Regions from separate parts of the Homo sapiens genome. Here region 1 is linked to region 2. Evidence: chromatin loops called from intact Hi-C (ENCODE). Cell type or tissue: IMR-90. All regions are shown on one strand. Links, peaks and the distances in the headings refer to the core of each region. The heading gives the core; the rest is flanking DNA.

Region 1 (7,399 bases), core at 1,198-6,197, 380 kb before region 2:
TGGAATTAAGAGCAGCTGGCCGGTGGCCTCTGTTCCCCAGAGTGGTCTCTGAATGGGAAGGGAGGGGAGGGGAGGAGGAAGACAGGAGGGAGGGGTTCTGCCCAGTGGATGGGATAAGGTCTTAGCAAGACCTAGATTCTCGGGCTGGGTGAAGTGGCTCATGTCTATAATCCCAGCAATTTGGGAGCCGAGGCAGGAGGATCACTTGAGCCCAGGAGTTCTATTTCAGCCTGGGCAATAGAGTGAGACCCCATCTCTACAAAAAAAAACAAAAAACAAAAAACAAAAAAAAAACTAGACTCTCTCTCTGGTTAAGCTCCTAGCCAGCTATTTGACCTTGAGACACAATGTCTTTAAGTTTTGAGGGTGAGGAAGGGTGTCAAAAACTGACATTTATTTCCTGAGCTCTTGTCTGTCTTGTCTGGGGTGAGGCTGGAGAGGTGGGATGATTGACTACGCTGAACAGGAAGCTAGGTTTCAGGAGTTAGGCAGCCTGCCTGGGATCGAGACTCCTTGATGAGGATACTGACAGTAATAACAACAGCAGCAGCTACCATTTCGTGGGCATGCATATGCCCATATGTATTATCTCATTTAGTTCCCACTGCTGCCTGGAAGGAAGGAATGATCTATGATCCCATCGTTCACACAGGGAGACGAAGGCTCAAGGTCACACCACATAGATTCCAGCTCTATATTTAGCCAAGTCCTAAACCCTTTATTCCACTGCCTTAGCCTCCTAGATGAGACAGGGCAATCCCTTGGCCACTGAATTGCTTTTTTCCTCACCTACAAAACAAAGAGAATTATTACCTTGATCATACACGTAAAGGAATGCAATGGCAGATGACCAAATGTCATGTGGTTTCCTGGGATGGATTCTGGAAAGGAAGAAAGGACATTAGTGGAAAATCTGGTGAAATCCCAGTAAAGTCTGGAGTTTGGTGAGTCATGTTGTACCAATGTCAGTTTCCTAGTTTGGACAAATGTGCCATAGTTGCGTGAGATTTTTTTTTTTTTTTTTCTGAGACAGTGTCTCGCTCTGTCACCCAGGTTGGAGTGCAGTGGCGCGATCTTGGCTCACTGCAAGCTCTGACTCCCGGGTTCACGCCATTCTCCTGCCTCAGCCTCCTGAGTAGCTGGGACTACAGGTGCCCGCCACGACGCCCGGCTAATGTTTTGTATTTTTAGAAGAGATGAGGTTTCACCGTGTTAGCCAGGAAGGTCTCGATCTCCTGACCTCGTGAACTGCCTGCCTCGGCCTCCCAAAGTGCTGGGATTACAGGCGTGAGCCACCGCACCCGGCTGTTTTTTTTTTTTTTTTTTAAGACGGAGTCTTGCTCTGTCACCAGGCTGGAGTGCAGTAGAGCGATCTTGGCTCACTGCAACCTCTGCCTCCCAGGTTCAAGCAATTCCCCTGCCTCAGCCTCCCAAGTAGCTGGGACTACAGGCACACACCACCACGCCTGGCTAATTTTTTGTATTTTAGTAGAGACTGGGTTTCACCATGTTGGTCAGGATGGTCTCGATCTCCTGACCTCGTGATCTGCCCACCTCGGCCTCCCAAAATGCTGGGATTACAGGCGTGAGCCTCCATGCCCAGCCTCAATAAATCTAAAGTTATTTTGAAATCAAAAGTTTCTTATCTAACAAACTAACGGGATAAAGGGGAAAGTCTTTGAGCCTGAGCTCCTGGATGCCCTGCCTCTCACTGATGACGTAAGAACAAGGGGGTGAGAGGAGGCCATCACACACTCTTCTGCCAACAGGAAAGTCGGGCTGAGAGGGTAGTCATGTCTGGACAAGGGGGAGGGGCCTACTGACTGAGAAGATGGCAAGAGAAGAGGAGTGGGGGACCTGACCCAATATCTATAGCATGTGGGAGACAAGTGCCAAGTAGGAAGAGGATGGTGAGGGGTCTCAGAAGATCAGAGTGACCTTCACCCAGTGTGAGTGGTAATTTTTTTCCTTCCCACCTTCATCCTCCTCCTCGCAGAGGTGATCAGATGTTTGCAGGTGCCTGCTTGTGTTTACAAGTAGGTCTTGGAAGATAAGAGAGGCAGTGGGAGGGGTGGGAAAGCCCTGTTCTGGCAGTCAGGACACCCAGGGCTTGGCCACTAACCAGCTGTGTGAGCTCGGCCGGTCTCACACCCTCTCTGGGTTATGGATTCCTGAGGAATCCATAAACACGCAAGGATTCCTCAGGAAAACACAATACGGGCCGGGCACGGTGGCTCACGCCTGTAATCCCAGCACCTTGGGAGGCCGAGGCAGGTGGATCACCTAAGGTCTGGAGTTTGAGACCAGCCTGGCCAACATGGTAAAACCCCATCTCTACTAAAAATACAAAAAATTAGGCCAGGAGCGGTGGCTCATGCCTGTAATCCCAGCACTTTAGGAGGCCGAGGCAGGCGGATCACCTGAGGTTGGGAGTTCAAGACCAGCCTGACCAACGTGGAGAAACCCCATCTCTACTAAAAATACAAAATTAGCCGGGGTGGTGGCACATGCCTGTAATCCCAGCTAGTCGGGAGGCTGAGGCAGGAGAATCGCTTGAACCCAGGAGGCGGAGGTTGCAGTGAGCCGAGATTGCGCCATTGCACTACAGCCTGTGCAACAAAAGCGAAACTCCGTCTCCAAAAAAAAAAAAAAAAAAAAAAATTATGGCCTGCCGTGGTGGCTCATGCCTGTAATCCCAGCACTTTGGGAGGCCGAGGCGGGCAGATCACCTGAGGTCAGGAGTTCGAGACCAGCCTGACCAACATGGAGAAATCCCGTCTCTACTAAAAATACAAAATTAGCCGGGCATGGTGGCTCATGCCTGTAATCCCAGCTACTCGGGAGGCTGAGGCAGGAAAATCGCTTGAAACCAGGAGGTGGAGGTTGCAGTGAGCTGAGATCATGCCACTGCACTCCAGCCTGGGCAACAAGAGCAAAACTCCATCTCAAAAACAAACAAACAAACAAAAAACACAATACGACCCAGGAATCCTGAACTGGTCCTTTACAGTTAGCAGGATCCCAAACTTCAGACCACAGGGAGGGGCTGGCTGAAGCAGGAGAGAAACCCATGAGGGGTCACCCTGAGGGCCCAATCAGAAGGCACATGGGGGGTCAGGGAGGGTTAAGAATGCTCTCTGGGGCCTGTGAGTCATGGGCCTGGCAGCTTGGGGTTTCCCAAGACTGCTCAGACGGGCTGTGGCATGCAGGGAGCTCAGCCAGAACCTCCCTTGCAAATCTGCACCCTTTCCCCCAGCAACCCCCCCGCTTCCAGCACCCCTCTGACCAGCAACCCCTCCTTGGCAAGGTAGAACTCCCAATGGCCCACCCTGAGATGGCTTCAAATCAAGTCCCACGGGCAGAAAGCAAACAGTGGCTCCACTCCAGTGTGCCTAGAGATCCCGCTTCATTCATTCATTTGTTCATTCATTCACTCACTCTTTAATAAAATACTCATTGACCCCTCCCATCTGCCAGTCACTGCCCTTGGCACAGAGCTCAGTTTAATGGAAAAAGGAGAAAAGAGAACAGTCCGTGCTGGGGAGGCACAGCCAGGAGTCCAGGAGGGCAGGCCATGGAGAAAGTGATGTCAGAGCTGGGCCTAAAGGGTGTGCAGGGGTCAGCCAGGCGAGGCTCTGGAACAAGAGCTATCCAGGCGCTTGCTCTCTGAGCTGGGCACAGCTGAATGTGGCTGAGCATGTGGGAAGTGCAGGATGAGGGCCAGACTCAGGCAGGAACCAAAGCAGCAAGGCTTCCTAGACTCTGTGCCAGGATTGGGGCTTTTTCCCAGGGGGGCAACGGTGAGAAGGAAGAACCCCAAGCCAGTAGAACCCCAAGCCGGTAGAACCCCAAGCCGGTAGGGCAGATGAACTTGCCATAGAGTCCAACTGCCCATAACCACAGAGGTGGTGGCCGGGCCCAGAGAGGGTGTGAGACCGGCCGAGCTCACACAGCTGGTTAGTGGCCAAGCCCTGGGTGTCCTGACTGCCAGAACAGGGCTTTCCCACCCCTCCCACCGCCTCTCTTATCTTCCAAGACCTACTTGTAAACACAGGCAGGCACCTGCAAACATCTGATCACCTCTGCGAGGAGGAGGATGAAGGTGGGGGAATGAAGGCGTGCAGGTGAATCAGGTCAGTGTTGCTCATAGGCTGACCCAGTGCGGATGGTCCCGTCAGTGGCAAGGAGGGCAGGATTCTGCACGGGTGAGAGCACTTGCCCTAGGGGGATGCAGTGAGTCACTGGGTGCAAAGTTCACACTCCTCCTTCCTCCTGGCTTTGATCTGAGTTCCCTGGAGGGAGGTGCAGCCTGGATTCCTGGAGGCGGGGCCATCTCCTCTCCCTGCCCTGCCCTGTGGGTCCAGATTGGGAGGCCGGCTGTCTCCACTCCTCTCTGAACTCCCACACACACCTTTTCGAGGCCCTAGTAAGTTTCCATGTTGGCCTCACTGGCGGGGTCAGACTTGACCTATCACCTAGGACATTCGCTGCAGGAAGTTGGAAGCTTCCCTCTCCTGCTGAGCTCAGCCATGCGTCTTACTGCCTGGTGCCACATTCCGTTCCCTCCTGTCTCTGGGAGGATGATCAGATCTGGCAGAGAGCCCAGGCCTGCCCAACCAGCGGAACAAAATAAATGACCGCAGGGTGGGACTCCGCGGACACCAAGACACCAGGGAACTCTTGGACTGAGCACCAGAGGAACTAACCCCAGTAGCTGCCCCCGAGCAAGGACCTACTACTGATGCTGCCAACAGCCCCGGGAGACAGAAATATTATCACCCTTATTTTATAGAGAGGAGAAAAGAGGGGTGCAAGGGTCATGGGGACAGTGACTGATCCTGACATCCACTAAGGGCCCTCTTGGGTTTTGTGTCATGAGTTGAAAGGGAAGCAGCTGGCAAGGTGGTGTGACATTGAGCTGCGCAAGTGCAGGTGAGATGCGGTGGAGGTGGAGCAGTGGGACTGACCAGTGTTGGGGTTTTGTCAGGACCGCAGGAGGGGGTGGGGGTGGGGCCTGACCATGAATTGTAGGCTGGGCAGGAAGGACACGGAGGGCAGGCAGGCTGAGGGACATGCAAAGGGGGCAGGATCCATGGACTGCTGGAGCCGGGGCACTGGAGGAAAGAAATGAGGTGAGGTCAGAGAGGTCAGTCAATAGATATTATAGAGGAGGGGCAGTCACTGGTCACGGGGGACAGATACTGGGGTGGCACTGCTCCTAGGGTGTAAACCCTTGGCACATAGCCTGCATAGAACAGGCCCTCAGAGAGTATTTGTGGAATGAATGAGTGGCTACTTGCAGTCTGGGGTTGGGTGACTCAAAGGATATTTTACTTTCTTCTCTCTAGCTTTTTTTTTTTTTTTTCTGAGATGGAGTCTCACTCTATTGCCCAGGCTGGAGTGCAGTGGGGCAATCTTGGCCCACTGCAACTTCTGCCTCCCAGGTTCAAGCGATTCTCCTGCCTCAGCCTCCTGAGTAGCTGTGATTACAGGCACCCACCACTATTCCCACTAATTTTTGTATTTTTAGTAAATACGGGGCTTCATCATGTTGGCCAGGTTGGTCTCAAACTCCTGACCTCAGGTAATCTGCCCACCTCAGCCTCCCAAAGTGCTGGGATTACAGGTGTGAGCCACTATGCCCGGCGGCCTGCTTTTATTTATTTATTTTTTTTAATAACAGCTTTACTGAGATATGAATCACACATACAAAATTCACCCTTTTAAAGCTTTCTTTTTTTTGAGACAGGGTCTCGTTCTGTCACACAGGCTGGAGTGCAATGGTGCGATCATGGCTCACTGCAGCCTTGACCTTCTGGGCTCAAGCCATCCTCCAGCCTCAGCCTCTTGAGTAGGCTGGACCATAGGCGCACACCATCTTGCCTGGATAACTTTTGATTTTTCTTTTTTTTTCTGTAGAGATAGGGACTCACTGTGTTGCTCAGGCTGGTCTTGCACTCCTGGGCTCAAGTGATTCTCCCGCCTCAGCCTCCCAAAGTGCTGGGATTACAGGTGTGAGCCACTGTGCCCAACTCTGATTTTTTTACAGTAAGCACATGATAAGGGAGGAGACCACCCCTCATATTGTCTTATGCCCAATTTCTGAATCCAAAGAAAGAAGTAGTAAAAACTAAAAGGCAGAAATGGAATCCACAGGCAGATAGCCCAGCACTGCACCCTGGGCCTGGAGTTAAAAATCAACCCCGACCTAACTCTTCTGTTATCTATAGATTTCAGACATTGTATGGAAAAGCGTCGTGAAAATCCCTGTCCTCTTCCTTTCCGTTCTGATTACCAGTGCATGCAGCCCCCAGTCACGTACCCTCTGCTTACTCAATCGATCACGACCCTCTCACGCGGACCGCCTTAGAGTTGTAAGCCCTTAAAAGGGACAGGAATTGCTCACTCGGGGAGCTCGGCTTTTGGAGACGTGAATCCACCGATGCTCCCAGCTGAATAAAGCCCTTTCCTTCTACAACTCGGTTTCTGAGGGGTTCTTGTCTGAGGCTCATCCTGCTACAATGATACTTTTCTAATATGAACCCATATATGTTTTTAAAATTCATTTTTCTAAAAAGTTAGGATAAATCCATGAGATAGAAAAATAATGGACCAAAACTTAGAGAAAAGATAACTACTGGCTGGGACCCAGGACTGTGGCCAGCCCTGGGCTGATTTGTGGTTTGAGCAAACCACTGCCCTTCCCAGAGCCTCGCCTGTGAGACGGGGGTTGGCAGAAGTGAGCAGGGCAGCAGCTAGGGATTGAGCTGAACTGATGGCATCTCAGGCTCTTCCCAGCCTTAACAGCTCAAGATTTTGGGGCAATCTGGATTCCCACACCTGGTGAGAGAAGCAAATTAAGGAGATGACCTGGTCTTTGGAGTTCTCTTCCCTAAGAGGATAAACACCACAATATTGACAGTCCAGGCAACAAGGCCAAATTCAACCCAGAACAATGTTTTAGGTCACACCATCTCTCATCAATCCCTAATTGAACTGAAGGTATTTAACACCTTATCTGTCTTTTTTTTTTTTTGAGACGGAGTCTTGCTCTTGTTGCCTAGGTTGGAGTGCATTGGCACGATCTCGGCTCACTGCAACCTCTGCCTCCTGGGTTCCAGCAATTTTCCTGCCTCAGCCTCCCAAGTAGCTGGGATTACACGCTTCCACCACTGCGCCCGGCTAATTTTTTCTTTTTTTCTTTTTTTTTAGTAGAGATGGGGTTTCTCCATGTTGGCCAGGCTGGTCTTGAACTCCTGACCTTGTGATCCTCCCGCCTTGGCCTCCCAAAGTGCTAGGATTACAGGCATGAGCCACCGTGCCCAGCCTTATCTGCCATTTTTTATCTTCCATTCTAAACCAGTCCTTCTCAAACTGAAATGTGCATACAAATCACCTG
Region 2 (7,399 bases), core at 1,240-6,239:
GCCTGTTTCTTCAAAGCTGCAAAATGGGGCCCTTCAGCCTGACTACTTTAATTCATCCATCCACCCATTCCTTCAGTTAGCGGCTCCCCTGTGCTGGGTGGTGTTTTTGAAGGATACTGGAGTCGGGATGCCTGCTTTGAGTCCTGGCTCTGGCACTGGCTTCCTCGGTACCATGGGCCTCAGCGTTCCCATCTGTACAATGGCACCCACATAAGGGTTCCTTCCAACTCCTTTCCCCATCTCAGGGGGTTGTTGCGGGATATCGGGGCTGGGGAACCTTGGCTAGCTGAGGAACTAGGCTAGCTGACACACAAAGGACCAGCAACAGTTCACGCCCTGGAGACAGAACGCGCCCACGTGATTCACACCGGCAGCAGCGGACTCTGTTTCTGTTGCCTTGAATGAGGTGCGCTCTAGTCTTGCAGAGTTTAGAAAACAAGGAGGTGTGGAATGTTCAGGGAAGACTTCCTGATGAGGTAATAATAACACAGGAACAGCTAATATTTGATGAGCACTTGCTGTGTGCCAGGGCTTGTGCTAAACACATGCTTCATCTTATTTAATCCTTGCAAAGAACTTGCCGGGTGGGAACGCATGTGCTACCCGTTTTGTAAATGAAGAACCTGAAGCCCAGAAGCCCAGAGAGTGGAAGTGATTTGACCAAGGTTTTTTTTTTATTATTATTATTATTATTATTTTATTTTTTTAGACAGAGTCTCACTCTTGTCGCCCAGGCTGGGGTGCAGTGGTGCAATCTTGGCTCACTGCAACCTCCACCTTCTGAGTTCAAGTGATTCTCCTGCCTCAGCCTCCTGAGTAGCTGGGATTACAGGCGCCCACCACCACGCCTGGCTAATTTTTGTACTTTTTTTTAATAGAGACAAGGTTTCAACATGTTGGCCTGGCTGGTCTCAAACTCGTGACTTCAGGTGATCCGCCCTCCTCGGCCTCCCAAAGTGCTGTGATTACAGGCGTAAGCCCCGCGCCCAGCCAAGGTTATTCATTTGTTCAGAAAACATTGATTGATGGGGAACTTTTGTTGAGTAGAGTTTCAGTTTGGGATGATGAAAAAGTTCTGCAGATGGACGGTGGCGAAAAGTTGCACAGCAATGTGAATGCACTTAATGCCACCGACCTGTACACTTCCAAACGCTTAACATGGTCGATTTTATGTTACATATATGTTACCACCATAAAAACACAAATGAAAAAGATTTACTGGGCCGGACATGGTGGCTCACACCTATAATCCCAGCACTTTGGGAGGCTGAGGCAGGCAGATCACTTGAGGTCAGGAGTTCGAGACCAGCCTGGCCAACATGGTGAAACCCCGTCTCTACTAAAAATACAAAAATTAGTCAGGCGTGGTGCTGCACACCGTGGTGCAGCTACTCGGGAGGGTAAGGCAGGAGAATCACTTGAGCCCGGGAGGTGGAGGTTGCAGTGAGCCGAGATTGTGCCATTGCACTCTAGACTGGGTGGGTGACAGAGTGAGACTCCATCTCAAAAAAAAAAAAAAAAAAGATTTACTGGTCCCCTGTTGTGTTTTAGGCATGAGTCAGATGCTGTGGATATAGCAATGAACACAGCAGACAAAGGTCTCTGCCTCTGTGAAACTGACATTGGAGAACAGCAGTCTAGAAGAACTTGCTGTGGATGGAATGATGAATGGATAGAAACGTTTTACATCTGCTCCGCACTGGCCGCACGCGGCTACTGAGCACTTGAGATGCGTCTGGTGCACCTGAAGAGCTGACTTTAATTTTATTTCATTTTAATTAATTTAAATTAATTATTTGTTTATTTGAGACAGAGTCTCGCTCTGTCACTCAGGCTGGAGTACGGTGGCGCAATCACAGCTCACTGCAACCTCTGCCTTCTGGGCTCAAGCCAGCCTCCTACCTCAGCCTCCTGAGTAGCCAGGACTACAGGTGTACACCACCACACCCAGCTAATTTTTTGCGTGCTTTTTGTAGAGATGGGGTTTCACCATGTTGCCTAGTCTGGTCTCGAACTCCTGACCTCAAGAGATCCACCCACCTTGGATCCCAAAATGCTGGGATTACAGGCATGAGCTACTGCGCCCGGCCTCTAGATTTAAATAGTACCTACCGAACTGGCCAGTGCAGCTCTAAAAGGTCAGCAGCATGTGAGTGGGAGAGCTGGGCCTGGCTGTGTGTTATTCACGTTCTTGAGTGTTGGCTTTCCACAGTTTGGGCCTCTGGCAGCAGAATCACCTGGGAAGCCAAAACTTCAGATCCCTGGGATCCCAGACCCACTGAATCAGAATCTCCGAGGCCAGGGCTTGGGCGTCTGCCCGTTCACCACACACCCCAGCTGATTCTGATGCACATGAGGTCAAGTTTGAAACCCACCCCACTGCCCTAGTTGTTCAAGACTCCCAGCGCTGGCTGGATGCAAAGTCTTATGCCTGTAATCCCAGCTCTTTTGGGAGGCCAAGGCGGGCAGATCACTTGAGGTCAGGAGTTCGAGACCAGCCGGGCCTACAGAGTGAAACCCCGTCTCTACTAAAAATACAAAAATTAGCTAGGTGTGGTGGTGGGCGCCTGTAATCCCAGGAGGTGGAGGTTGCAGTGAGCCGAGATCGCGCCGCTGCACTGCATCCTGGGCAACAGAGCGGGACTCCGTCTCAAAAAAAAAAAAAGACTCCCGGCCAGGAAGAGAGCTTGAATGAAGTCTGACCTGCACCAGGCCTTCTGGGCCCAGACCAGGCCTGCTTAGGGGCATGTGCCCTGCTCAGAACTTCCCCATCCCAGCTAACCCAGAAGATAGCTGGGATGAAGATAGCTACTTCCGGCTACCAGCCCATGATTCTTTGCCAGCCTGCACTGTTCCCTGAAGAGCAAAAAGACTTGGAATTTCCCTGCTCTATCCAGAGGGGCTGGGATGAGGGGTCCTGAGTTCCCTTATCCCATGTCCTACCAACCTCTGGAGCTCTCCAGTCAGCCAGCTCGAGGCTCTGGCCCTAGCTGGTGGGCAATGGGAGGGAGAGGCTTGGCCCAGCACCCCACCCCACAGATCAGCCTGGTCCGGCAAGGGGAGGAAGGAAGCAGAGGCAGCCTGGGCCAGCGGACACAGGGTTGGGGGTGACACAGGCCTCAGGAATTTGAAAACAAACACTTCGCCAGGGAAGGAAGAGGCTGCTGTTGGCTGCTGAGCCCGGGCGGGCCCAGGTCCCTCCCTTTCAGGGCAGGGGTGAATCCCAGTGCTGCTGACCATGGCCCCCGGCTGGACCCAGTGCTCGGGGAGTTTCCACTCCGCTGGTGGGATGGGAAGGTCATGGGAGGTGTGGGGGGATCCAGGCTCTGTCCAGATACGGGAGCATCCTGGCTGGGGTGAGGACAGGAAGGGACAAAGAGCTGGGAAAGCCACGAGACCCCAGGAGAAGGCTCAGCAGCAACAGGATGCCGCCTCAAGCATTTATTGAGCACCCATGGTATTCCAAAAACTGAGAATATAAGCACTGCCTAGCTGGGGAGATCAGGGGAAGCCTAGAGCCCTGTGGCCTTCCTGGAGGAGGTGGCATTGAACTGAGCCCTGAAAGGTAAACTAGGACCGGGGAGGACAGAATCTTACAAGTCTCCCCCCTTCACACTCCCAGAGCCGGCGCTCAGTGAGTGCATGAGTGAGTAAGCGGCTGACCAGCGACTATGCAGCATGAATGAATGACAGACTGAATGACATGAAGCCTGGAGTCTCAAGGCCGAGACTGCAAAAGAAGAGTCCATCCTCCTATCCCCTCTGCTCTGAACTCTCTTCATGATCCTGAAGGTGCTTGGTACCTGGAGACTACGGAGCCAGCCTGCCGGGGTTCTAGTCTGAACTCAGTCACTTCCCAGCTGTGTAACTTTGGACAAGTTACTTAACCTCTCTGTGCCTCTGGTCCCTTCTCTGTAAAGTGTAGTCATCGGCCGGGCGTGGTGGCTCACGCCTGTAATCCCAGCACTTTGGGAGGCCAAGGCAGACGAATCACTTGAGGTCAGGAGTTCAAGACCAGCCTGCCCAACATGGTGAAACCCTGTCTCTACTAAAAACACAAAAATCAGCCGGGTGTCGGGGGCAGGCACCTGTAATCCCAGCTACTCGGGAGGCTAAGGCACGAGAATTGCTTGAACCCGGGAGGCGGAGGTTGCAGTGAGCTGACATCTCGCCACTGCACTCCAGCCTGGGCAACAGAGTGAGACTCAAAAAAAAAAAAAAAAAATACAGAGGTAATCATAGTGCCTCCTTCACAGGGTTTTTGAGAGGACTGAATGAGTTTTACAAGTGAAGTGCTTAGAACGACGTTGCACATGTAGTGAGAACTACATGAGTGTTGGCCAATGCTATTACTGAGGTTCCAGCTTACGCGTTCATTGAGTCACTCACTCACTCACTGTTCATTCACTGATTCGCTCCTACATGCCATCCGCCACTTACACACCCCTCCCTCTTCACCGTCATCTGTTAAGCAATCCCCGTGTGCCCGGCTCTCTCCTCTCGGTCCTCCCAGCCCCCCTTTGCCAGTCTTGGATGGTGCCCGCCGTGCTGCCAATTACCCTAACAATTTCATTAATTCCTCTCAAGCCCAAAACAAACAAGAAGGACCTATCTGGAGCAGGGGTCACGTGCTAAGACCAGAAGCAGGTGTGGGACAAACCCTCTAGGACGAGTTCTTTGACCAGAGTTCATCACCGGAGCTGCTCCAGAGATGGCCAGGCCTCCCCACCTGCAGGTGCCCGGCCAGTGCCCCCCACCCCGGGCAGCCTCACCCACTCCCCTCTTTGAGTAAAGGTAAAGGGACTTGCCCAAGGCTGGGTTCTCCCACATCCCGACTGCACCTGTCCACATTTCAGGCTTCATTCATGCCAGGAGCCCCAGACCTGCTCCATGCACCAGCTCCGCCCAAGCCTGGAGCCCCGGGCTGGCTGAGGTGAGAGCCCCAAAGCTCGAGCCCATTTCAGCAGCTAACAATTAGAGCTGGTGTGAACATGATGACTGCATGCTGATTAATGTAAGATGGCTGAGCAGAAGATCCCGCCATTTCCTTCCCCACAGGCCCTGGGAGAACAGGTCCCGCTGGGGAAGACTCTGTCGTGTTCTGCAAAAGCCATTTCTTGAGCACGTCCTGCAGGCCGGGCACTGCGCTGGGCACTTGATTCCTTTCAACAGCATGACATGGTGGGAGGACAACTTGCCTCTCATTGATGAAGAAACGGAGGCTCAGAGAGGTAAAGGAACTTGCCCAAGGCCACACAGCCAGTCAGTGTGGTCCTGGAATTCCAATCCAGGTCTTCTCTTGCTGATTCCTACCCCCAGGGATGAGCCAGTTTGACATTTGTGGAACTGGAGAGAGGCTGGGTTTGGGCATAAGGTAATGTTTAGGCCAGAGGGTGGAGAAGGAGAGGACAGCCAGAGAGGCAGAGCCAAGCGCCAGGCAGGAACAATGGTACAGGGCAGGTAACGGGAGCCCGGCCAGCTCTGGGACTCCTGGGCAGGCCCTGCTGGGCCCTGCGAGCAACAGGCTCACCCTGTGGAGCTGCCAGGGTGACAGCAGCCTCGATCTGCTGACTCAACGAGTGCATCGGCCTTTTCCTGGAAAACAGTAGACGCAGTGTGGGTGTCGGAGGGAGGCACCTGTTTGGGAAAAGGGTGTGTGGGAACCCTGTCCTGCCCTGCAGCTCCCCACAGCCAGTGTACAGGTACTTAGCTCCAGGTGCCCCCCGAACCTCCCACCACCTGCCCAGACCCCAGAAGCCACCGGATCCAGGAGTCCGAGCCAGCTGTGGGCTGAGTCCATGGTGCCACCAAGGCTCTGCATGACCAGTGCTGCCAGCCACCACCTCAGCCAAGCAGCACAGCCTCTCAGGGCATGTCCCCACTTGCTGTCTGCAGAGCCTTGTTTTGCCCCACCCTGAAGGGGCAGGTGTAGACGAGCATTGAGGCAGGTCTATGTGACACCACTTGCTGTCACTCTTCTTTGGGAGGTATCAGGGCCACTCTGCCACGGGGCACAGCTTAGGGCCTCCATGGAATCTGGTCTGAAGGATCCCGCTGCCCAGAGGGGGGTCAAGAATACGGAATGGGTTCAGGAGCACCCCCTGTCTTCAGGATCCAGTTGGGGGAGGTCCCAGCAGGGCCAGTCACAGACACTTGTCACACCCTGGAGGGGATAATAGGATCTGGGGCTCAGCCTCCACCAATTTCATCACCACACACCACACCCAGGCAAGGGAGAGCAGAGGCATCAGCAGGGCCTGGCTGAGGGGCTGAAGCCTGGTGGGGAAGCAGGGAGGGCCCCTGGGCCTCTCGGTCCTATCTCTTCCCAATCCAGGCCTCAGCGGACTCCAGGGCAGGGGTGCGGGAGCTGATTTCCAGGTGCAATATTCACTGTCACCATGGCCGCTTCCAGCACCCAGCCTGAATTTCCTAGTGCAATGCTGGGAAGAACTAGTCTTTTTCTTTTTTTTTCTTTTTTTCTTTTTTTTTTTTTTTGAGACAAACTCCTGCACTGTCGCCCAGACTGGAGTGCAGTGGCACGATCTCAGCTTGCTGCAACCTTCGACTCCCAGGTTCAAGCGATTCTCTTACCTCGGCCTCCCAAGTAGCTGGGATTACCAGTGCCCCACCACCACGCCTGGCTAATATTTTTTTTTTTTTTTTTTTTGAGACGGAGTCTTGCTCTGTCACTGAGGCTGGAGTGCAGTGGCGCGATCTCAGCTCACTGCAAGCTCCGCCTCCCGGGTTCACGCCATTTTCCTGCCTCAGCCTCCCAAGTAGCTGGGACTACAGGCGCCCGCCACCACGCCCGGCTAAGTTTTTGTATTTTTAGTAGAGACGGGGTTTCACTGTGGTCTCAATCTCCTGACCTCGTGATCCACCTGCCTCGGCCTCCCAAAGTGCTGGGATTACAGGCGTGAGCCACCGTGCCTGGCCAATTTTTTTGTATTTTTAGTAGAGATGGGGTTTCGCCATGTTGACTGTGGCTGGTCTCGAACTCCTGACCTTATGATCCCCCTGCCTTTGCCTCCCAAAGTGCTGGGATTACAGGTGTGAGCCACCGTGCCTGGCCTCTTTTTCTTTTTCTTTTGAGATAGGGTCTCACTCTGTCACTCAGGCTGGAGTACAGTGGAGTGATCATGGCTCACTGCAGCCTCTACCTCCCAAGCTCAAGTGATCCTCCCACCTCAGCCTCCTGAGTAGCTAGGATACAGGCACTCACCACCACACCTGGCTAATTAAAAAAAAATTTTTTTTTTTGAGACAGAGTCTCGCTCTGTCGCCCAGGCTGGGGGGCAATGGCGCGATCTCGGCTCACTGCAAGCTCCACCTCCTGGGTTCACGCCGTTCTCCCACCTCAGCCTCCTGAGTAGCTGGGACTACAGGCGCCCACCACCAC

The links. Hi-C counts contacts between places; a loop is a spot of excess contacts. Peaks named below come from ENCODE experiments on the same cell type or tissue, not always from the same donor. Only the 100,000 strongest peaks of a DNase experiment are listed, where the experiment ranks them.
Region 1: a loop joins it to region 2, with 6 times the contacts of the local background. A loop is called at or near these places in 6 of 110 quality-filtered maps.

Annotation. Positions count from the first base shown.
Region 1 is chr1:15,796,063-15,803,461 of GRCh38, forward strand. No RefSeq gene overlaps it. Among named protein-coding and RNA genes, the nearest start is that of UQCRHL, 7.9 kb to the right of the region's middle. RefSeq lists an enhancer at 4,172-4,466. In IMR-90, for the core only: no CTCF peak of the experiment used is centred there; DNase peaks (open chromatin) are centred at 3,139 and 5,299; H3K27ac peaks cover 2,379 bases.
Region 2 is chr1:16,178,927-16,186,325 of GRCh38, forward strand. No RefSeq gene overlaps it. Among named protein-coding and RNA genes, the nearest start is that of EPHA2, 27 kb to the left of the region's middle. RefSeq lists enhancers at 2,966-3,946, 4,774-5,273, 5,364-5,865, 5,866-6,365. In IMR-90, for the core only: no CTCF peak of the experiment used is centred there; DNase peaks (open chromatin) are centred at 1,575, 3,125 and 4,375; H3K27ac peaks cover 2,087 bases.